Linked DNA regions of Homo sapiens: region 1 is linked to region 2. The links are chromatin contacts, found by Hi-C or POLR2A ChIA-PET in ENCODE. All regions are on one chromosome and are shown on one strand. Each heading gives the region's core, a stretch centred on a gene start or an enhancer-like site at or near the end of the contact. The rest is flanking DNA. Distances are from core to core; before and after follow the strand shown. Region 1 overlaps COMETT (cytosolic oncogenic antisense to MET transcript). Region 2 holds the start of CAV1 (caveolin 1).

Region 1 (4,553 bases), core at 1,679-4,178, 110 kb after region 2:
CAGAATTCCATGAAAAATGACAGGCATCTAAAAGGGAAAACTTGATTACAAAATATAGGCATTGCACTGACTCTGAAAAGCAGTGGGCATATGGGAGGAATTATTAAGGTAATAAGCTTTAGAGACACAATCATAAAAATGTAAATGTACCAGTTAAGTCAATTTTTCCCCTTGGATCAAAACTGTAGTCTCTGTAGGTTGGGAGCACAGAACCTTGAGGAGCTCTTGGGAAATGTCAGAGCAGGCTTAACAACTTTATCCACTGACACGCCTCTAACGGAGATTCTCTGCAGTATTGGAAGCATCCCCAACCTGCATTAGAGCACTAGCCAAATCTGGAGTGACTGACATGGTATTATAGCATTATTGTTATAATCAAACAGATGTTCAGAAAGTAAAATGATAAAAAGCAAAAATGAAATATAAATCACAAACGGTTTATAAGTATCCCAGCAGGAAAAAAAAATCAAACTTTTACAAGTATTTACTAAGTAAAAATCTCAAAAACTTAAAGATGAAGTAATTCCATTATTATTTATGCACCAAACCAGTGCCACCAACCCATACAATATTAACCATGAAACAATTATAATGATACCTAAAAGGGATAAACAAAAAAATTTACTTCATCAAGTAAAGACCAATTATTATCACAATTAAATACTAACCTATATATTAAATGGATCAATGTATGATGTGAAAAGTGAAAACAAAACACATTTCACCATTTGGAGTAATGAAAGGAAATATGAGTTATTTCTAAAAAATCAAAGTAAGTACATCTAGTATTATGATTGCTAACTGAAGTCAAAAATATTAATAGTGATTAGGAAAAAATCACAGCCCACCAAAGAGATCACCTAAGTTTTAGATTTAGATGATAATAAATGTAAGAGTTTAATTAGTTGTGAATTAGTTCAGGTGCCCTTTAAGCTATTTGTACTTAAGTGACGTGAATCATGCCTGACTTGGCTGGCTGCATTTGTTTCTAACTATGATTTAGCCTGGGCACACATTAACTTCCTTAGCATAGTGTGAGCACCGGCCCAGTGAATGTCTGTCTGTACAATCCTGGTTAGGTTTTTTAGAAGAAAGTTGTTTAAAGAAAGGTAAAAAAGCATAGAGACTTTTGAAACCTGTTTTGTTTTCATGTTTCTCTAAAATTTCTCTGGGAACAAAGGCTGTTTCTTGCCAATTATTGGAAGAGAAGGGAAGTATCCTCTGTTCACCTTACCGAGTTTGCCTCTTCAGGGCATGTTTTTGCACAGAGAAATCTCTTACTGTAGCCTCATGCCTTAGGAGAGAGGTCAACAGACTTTTTCTTTAAAGGGCCAGATGGTTAATATTTTAGACTTTGTGGACCAAGAAGCAAAATCAAGGATAGTACATAGACACTTACATAAAAAGAAAGAAAATATATTTTCACAACATTTTTATTGGTAAAATTCAAAATATAGTGATTATAACAATTCGGTACAATTCTTTTGGAATACAGGTCTACTAATGAAAAGAATGAAATTCACTTAATCAGGAGTTTAAAGTTACAGTTCTAACTGGGCCCAGTGGTTCACGCCTGTAGCCCCAGCACTTTGCAGGGCCAAGCTGGGTGGATGGCTTGAGCCCAGGAGTTTGAGACCAGCCTGAGAAACATGACAAAACCTTATCTCTATAAAAAATAGAAAAATTAGCTGGGTGTGGGAGCACACACCTACAGTCCCAGCTATTCTGGAGGCTGAGTTGGGAGGATCACCTGAGCACCAAGAGGTCAAGGCTACAGTGAGCCATGATCACACCATGGCAACAGCCTGGGTGACAGAGTGAAACCCTGTCTCAAAAAAAAAAAAAGTTAGAGTTCCCTATCATCAAATAAATTGCAAATATTTATTTGTAAAAATTATTCTTAGCTCATGGGCCATACAAAATAAGATGGCCAGATTTGACCTGAAGATCATAGTTTGATAACTAAGAGACTTCATAACCGTGCCATGAAAGGGTTAAAAGGCAGACGAAAGCAAAGACCAGCAACAGTAGAAACTGTAACTTACATTTTTTTCTGAAATATATTTATGTGCTTCTTTATTGCACACTTCATTTTACTTGACCTTCTCTTTGATTGGCCAAAGGTATCCATTTGCCTTGGGAGTAGATTAGAATTCTTAAGCAGAAATGAAAAGGGGGAGAAACAATCAATGTTTAGTGACTGACTACTAAAATAAAAATGTTCAGTTCCTAGTAAGACCAGAGTACTGAAGTCAAGCATAGCTGAGAGAGTTAAACTTTTTAAAAAATTATTTAAATTTCTCTCTATATCTAAAGAGCCAGATTTGACTGGCTGCTACCTTCGGTTTCACTCATATGAAGAGACAGGTTTCACTGACTGCTACCTTCAGTTTCACTTAGCCAAAGTGAATTCAAACTGTCTCCACAGGAGAGAAGAAACACTGTGTGTCATTGGGCATTATGTAAGTCACCTAAACCTCGGACTCTTTATCTGTAAAATGGGAATAATGATTCCTACTTCCTATGGTTATGTGATTAAAAGACCTAATGAATATAGAGCACTTTCCACAGTATATGCCAACAGTACTCAGTAAACCTTAGTGCTCTGACTGTAGTAGATAAACAGATCAAACAGTTCATCTTTATGTATGATGTAAAGAATATCCATTACATCTGAGGTAATCCACAAAATGAGTTTTTCCTTAAAGGCGTCTACTGTCTAATCATTCAGGGTCCATTTTCCATGCATTGCTTATGCAAAGCTTATTATCCTCTTCCTTCACAAGGTCCTCTTTTACCTGACTCCATGCTCACTGCCTCACCGTTACCACCTCTCCTAGACCTGAGCTTGCTCTGCCACAAAGCAGGTAGTGTCCACTCCGCCCACTTCTCTATACTCTTGGACTCAGCACTACCGCTTCTATGGGCTCTTCCAAGGTTCAGAAGCCAGGACGCCAGTGAGTCAGTTGCCAAGTCAGAGCCACAGGCTCAGCTGCTGTGACGCGCCCCTCCCCTTGCGTCATTAAACAGTCAGAAGACTACAGCACGTGTCCTTAGGGAAAAGAAGGCTCTCTTGAACCGGTGCAAGCCTCTCCCTTTTCCACCAGTCATTTCAGAGTCTCAAGCTTAAAAGTGTATTCTCCAGCAAAGAAAAGCTGTCCCATACTTAGAGCTCTCCTCCCAGTGAAGATCCAAAACAGACTATGAGCTTATTAATGGTCATTCTCATAGAATTGTAACATTCTAGAGCTGAACAAGGTTTAAAGGTAGTCTAATACAGCCCTTTCATTTTGTAAAAGAAGAAACCGGGGCCCAGAGAAGCTTTGGCTTGTCTGAGGTCACAGAGCCAGATGAGACCTGATTCTTAGTCCTGTATCTTTCCATTAGATCCTACTATTTTCTGTTTGATCTGGTGGTAAAAAGACAGGGTTGGATTACATCATGCATGCCCTTTAAATAATACAATCCAAGTAACTGCCATATTATAGGGACTATTGACAAAAGAAGGGAACACCCTCCTCCACTGAGATCTGCATATATTGCAATAAGCAAATGTCTTACATTTAACTTGATTATCTGAAAATTGAATTTACATAACTAGGAACACATGTGATATTATGATGGGACTAATGCACACCAAAAAGGATGACTTTTATCTACAAAATATACTCTTAGTATCCTGACTAGGGACAATGAAAAATTCAAGATGTTCAATTCTCACCCATCTGCGGTGTGTGTGTGTGTGTGTGTGTGTGTGTATATATATATGTGTGTGTGTGTGTGTGTGTGTGTGTGTGTGTATTTATCCTGACAGTATATGACAGATCAAAATTTTCAATTGGTGAAGTTTCCTATAAACAAGGAAAGACCTGGCCCTGTTATGAGTTTGCCCTTCAAGCTGGAACTCCAGCTGGGACTAAATCCAGTGCTGTGGGGCTCAGCAGTCGATGTTGTTGAGACTGAACACAGATTATAAGGACATTGCATTTATCTAGACTTTGGTTAAATATAAGGGTTACAATAAAAAGAAAGAATATATCATGTCAAATTTGGCCAAATCCATGTAAACTCTAACCTACTTAGCCTACTCAGCATACACATTCTGAACTGTAAACTATAAACATTAGTTGACTGATTAGTCCTCAATTTCACCATGGATTAAATAACAGAACACAGAGTTACTGTGAGACTTGTGGTAGAAAATCTTTAATTCATTCCCCACATATGTGCTAACATTTGATACAGCTTAGAATTTAAAAAAACATAAAAGAAGGCTATAAAGTAAAAGTTACAAAAAAGGGGGAGGAAAAGGAAAAGGAGACAGATGATTTTATCAGAAACTTGGAATGAGGCACTTGTCACAACTAAACACTGAATTTACCCTGGGCTTCCTGACCACAAATAGTAGTGATGAAACTAAGCTCCTCATTTTTATATATTTATAACCACATAGACAGCACTTTGTTTATCTCATTTAATCCCCCTGGTTTCACATATTTTGAAACCAAGGGAATCACATATGTAAAGAATTTTCTGAGTTGCATGGTTATAAG
Region 2 (4,414 bases), core at 922-3,421:
AGACCCCCGTCTCTACAAACACTTTTTAAAAATATTAGCAGGGTGTGGTGGTGCACACCTATAGTTTCAGCATTCTATCAGGAAACTGAAGTGGATCACTTGGGCCCAAGAGGTCCAGGCTGCAGTGACCTATGAATGCACCACTGCATTCCAGCTTGGGTGACAGAGGACACCCTGTCAGAAAGAAAAGAAAAAAAGAAAAGGAAGGAAGGAAGGAAAGAAGGAAGGAAGGAAGGAAGGAAGGAAGGAAGGAAGGAAGGAAGGAAGGAAGGAAGGAAGGAAGGAAAGAAAGAAAGAAAGAAAGAAAGAAAGAAAGAAAGAAAGAAAGAAAGAAAAGAAAGGAAGGAAGGAAGGAAGGAAGGAAGGAAGGAAGACCCTAATTATTTGTTTACTCATAAATAAGCTTATTTTAAAGCATTCCAAATTTTTTAACTTTTATTTTAGGTTCAAGAGTACATGTGCAGGTTTGTTAAATTTTGTGTCACAGGGATTCGTTGTACAGATTATTTCATCACCCAGCTACAAAGCCTACTCCCCAATAGTTATTTTTCTGCTCCTCTCCCTCCCCGACGCTCCACCCCTCAAGTGGGCCCCAGTGCCTGTTTTTTCCCTATTTGTTTCCATGAGTTCTCATCATTTAGCTCCCACTAATGTGGTATTTGGGAAAATCCAACTTTTGAAAGATCTTTAGTCTGCTAATCATGAATGGCCAACATAATTACAGGCATGCCAACATTTGTAACATTGTGACACTTTCCCTGCCATTCTTAGTTAAAACTGATCTTTTGTTCCAAAAATTTTTGCTACCAACAATAGCCTGTCCTTTATAGTTCTTTTATACTTTTGTGTCTTCTCTCTAACTAAATAATCAACTCTTTCAGCATTCCATCCATTTCCCTTTCTCCTCCCTCTTACTCCCAACCCACATTCCCCTCTCCATTTTAATTTTAACCTGTGCCCCTTCAAGTGTACTCCAGCTTTTTTTTTAAAATAATTTCAAGTGATACTTTGACTTTTGACTGCATATGGAAGCATAAGTAACATGTCCTTTCATTTTTGGATAATGAGTTTCCTGATTAATTACAGCTCAAGAGTAAAATGACTGATTACTATTTAATTCATTTTGTGCTTCTTTACAATAAAGTAAAGACAGAAGCCCCAGATTCAGGAACAGACAAAATACTTTAATCGCTATCACATTTTTTTTAAGTCTAGTCAATTAGAAAAGTCAAATCTTTCCTCACAGCCAAGCACATTAAAAAAAAATCTTCTCTGGTAATAAACTTGAAGCTTTAAATAATTCTACAATTATAAACATTTTGTGTATTTTGCAAATATGGCATAACCTGTTGGCATAAAATTCCATTGTTCCAGAAAATATCGGTAATAAAATTATAGAAAAGTTAAAGATCTTCATTTCTTATTTCGAAGCGTTTGGGAGACATTTCAGAAACGGATGGGAAATGTTAAATTCTGCATGCCTGCTTAAGTTTCCATCCACACCGACTAGATGTAAACGAGTGTCACCAAAAGTACACCACAGGCACCCACACAGATTCCTTCCATAAGGGATCCACAAAGTTTAGATGTGAAATGTACCTAAAGGTTCCTAGCCGTCTTTCATCCCTCCCTCTGTGAAACAGGGAGACACATGTGTTTTAAGGCAGAGATGGAACTTGGGCGATGGGCGGGGGGTGGGGGAGGTGGGAAGGGACGGCTTAGGACAGGGCAGGATTGTGGATTGTTTCTGCCGCCTTGGTTGCCCATACTGGGCATCTCTGCAGGCGCGTCGGCTCCCTCCACCCCTGCTGAGATGATGCACTGCGAAAACATTCGCTCTCCCCGGGACGCCTCTCGGTGGTTCAGAGCAGGGAAAATGTTGCCTCAGGTTTAAAATAATCTGCCCAAGCACCCCAGCGCGGGAGAAACGTTCTCACTCGCTCTCTGCTCGCTGCGGGCGCTCCCCGCCCTCTGCTGCCAGAACCTTGGGGATGTGCCTAGACCCGGCGCAGCACACGTCCGGGCCAACCGCGAGCAGAACAAACCTTTGGCGGGCGGCCAGGAGGCTCCCTCCCAGCCACCGCCCCCCTCCAGCGCCTTTTTTTCCCCCCATACAATACAAGATCTTCCTTCCTCAGTTCCCTTAAAGCACAGCCCAGGGAAACCTCCTCACAGTTTTCATCCAGCCACGGGCCAGCATGTCTGGGGGCAAATACGTAGACTCGGAGGTAGGCATCCGTGGGGGGGCGCCGGCTCGGGCGTGCGGGGAGTGTCCGCTTCTGCTATCTGCCTCTCCAAATATCCCGACTGCTGCCCTGGCCCCAGCCCTCTCTCCACTTCGGAGCACTCCTCTGGCGTTGGCACCGCTGAGGAATGGGCCTGGGCGGGGAGGTGAAGAGAAGCCAGGAATGTTTTATGTTTTCCTAATGGAGAGGGGGCCTAGGGAGCCCCTGAGCTAGGAGGACACGGAAAAGGGGATTGGGGTCCTGAGATTGGGTCTGTTGGGCCCAGGACGCGTTTTCTGGATGGGTCTAGGATGCTCCCTTGTCGCGGGACCCCCGCGGTCCGGCCCTGCCTGCTGGGGGTTCGAAGAGGTGGAGTGCAGGGTGGAGGTGTTATTTACCCGAGTCCTGGGGACAGTCCCCGGGACTCTCCGCCAGGCGCCCAGACCGGCAGGTCCCGCAGGCGGCGCGCGGTGTGTTTGCACTTTCCAAAGTTCTTGAACCATCTCAAGAACTCCTTCTGCATCTTGGCGTCTGGCAGGGGTGTTCCGAGAGAGGTAGACCTCCCCTCCCCAAACTGCCACCATCACTTCCAACGCCCTCCACGCGCTGGAGCTCTGCCCGGGTGTGGAAACCTCGTCTTCCAACACGTAGCTGCCCTTCAGCCACCCGCCCGCAGCCTGGGAGTGCCCTGAGGGTGGGTCGGGGGAGCTGCGCAGGTGAGACTGAGTTCTAGGACATTTAGGGGGTCTGGTGCCTGGCTCCGCCAAAAATGGGGACTTTCGGGATTGTGATCATCACGGCGGATTGAGCAGGGAGAGCCGTGGAGGGACAAGAGAGGGCCGAGGCAGGGTGGGGGGCGCGGGCAGGTGCGAGGGGGATGCGGCCAAGAAGCAGCGATAAAGGGAACATTCCACGGGTCGGGCGGCTGCTGTTGGATCTTAGATAAAGCTGGAAGGGATTACCGGGGCAGGGGTAATAGGGACCGGGGACGGGAACGCGAAACAGGTGAAGCGCTCAGGGCGAGAGCGACTCGGCTTAGGGAGTCCGGGAGAAGCCTGCGGCTGCCCCCTCGCCGCCGAGGTCCTGCGGGTCCTGCGGGTCCTGCGTGCTGAGCCGGGGCGTGCGCGGGCGGGGGCCTTCGGACCGCGCGGCGGGGCCTGCCCTGACCCCTGGCGGCGGGCGGGGGAGGCAGGCGCGCCCTGCAGAGTACAGAGGGGTGTGGTGTCCTCTGCGAGATCCTCTTAAAAAGCTGGCTACGCGCAGGCGGTTTCTGTGCACGGAGCCGTAGCTGTCGGAGCGGTTAGTTCGATTTCGAGCTCGAGGTTTCCCCCGCCGCCAGGCTGACTTCTCATCGCTTGTTTTTCTTTTTGCATTTTTCCTCCCACCGCCGTTGCCGCCCTCCCCGTCCTGGCCGTCCGCCCTCCGCCCTCTGCAGGGACATCTCTACACCGTTCCCATCCGGGAACAGGGCAACATCTACAAGCCCAACAACAAGGCCATGGCAGACGAGCTGAGCGAGAAGCAAGTGTACGACGCGCACACCAAGGAGATCGACCTGGTCAACCGCGACCCTAAACACCTCAACGATGACGTGGTCAAGGTAAGCCAAGGCGACCAACAGGGAAGGGCTGGGACAGCTCTCCTCTGGCAGTTAGCCCGTGCATCCTTCTTTAGCATTGCCGTGTACGCACACCCCACCCCGCCCCCTACACGCGCACACACACACACACACAGAGTTTTGTGGGTTTGATGTGTGGGAGCTCCCGCAGTCGGCAGAAACGTTACATCTCCCTTCCCCCATCTCCCCCCAATAGTTAGTTCAGCTGAAATTCAGCTAAAGTGAGTTTTGTAGAAGTTCCTATAACTACACTTTTATCCTAGCAAATGAGCCTATTGACCTCAGCAACAGACGGCCCATACTCCTTGGGACGGTGAGATGGTTCCTATCCATTCCCAGGTTGAAAGTCTAGTGACAGGTCCCCACTGCACGTGGCATTAAGACAGTCAGATAATTGTGTCAGGTCTTGTGCTGAGGATGAGTCAGAATACAAGATGGGCATGTTCCCCCAACTAAAACGATGGGAAGTGATTTTCTTAAAAATACTACAGTGGATGGAAATGCCTAGGACTAAAGACAAAGAAAATACGTACTTATTCATATACATATGAAAGTTACTTTAACTAGACTA

Evidence for each region. Hi-C counts contacts between places; a loop is a spot of excess contacts on that map. ChIA-PET counts read pairs that join two places held with the same protein, here RNA polymerase II (POLR2A). Pooled maps may share reads with other maps.
Region 1: a loop to region 2 is called in a pooled map, with 4 times the contacts of the local background. The contact joins the enhancer-like site here to the promoter of CAV1 in region 2. A Hi-C loop is called at or near these places in 6 of 37 single-sample maps with no recorded cell type and 4 of 50 pooled maps. POLR2A ChIA-PET finds 5 or more read pairs at or near these places in 2 of 52 experiments (MCF 10A and Panc1).

The regions. Positions count from the first base shown.
Region 1 is chr7:116,628,128-116,632,680 of GRCh38, forward strand. All of the region lies in intron 2 of COMETT (cytosolic oncogenic antisense to MET transcript), which reads right to left. Among named protein-coding and RNA genes, the nearest start is that of MET, 42 kb to the right of the region's middle. RefSeq lists an enhancer at 2,284-2,403 and a silencer at 4,034-4,234. Within about 2 kb of position 2,929, at least 13 of the 41 ENCODE cell types and tissues checked have a DNase peak (open chromatin) inside an H3K27ac peak, as active enhancers do; they include Panc1, where a contact is called at or near this core.
Region 2 is chr7:116,522,865-116,527,278 of GRCh38, forward strand. It overlaps CAV1 (caveolin 1), which reads left to right and starts at 2,172. Exons shown (of 3, transcript NM_001753.5): 1 at 2,172-2,228; 2 at 3,661-3,825. The coding sequence starts at 2,199. RefSeq lists an enhancer at 1-525 and silencers at 451-745, 3,154-3,543, 3,774-3,873.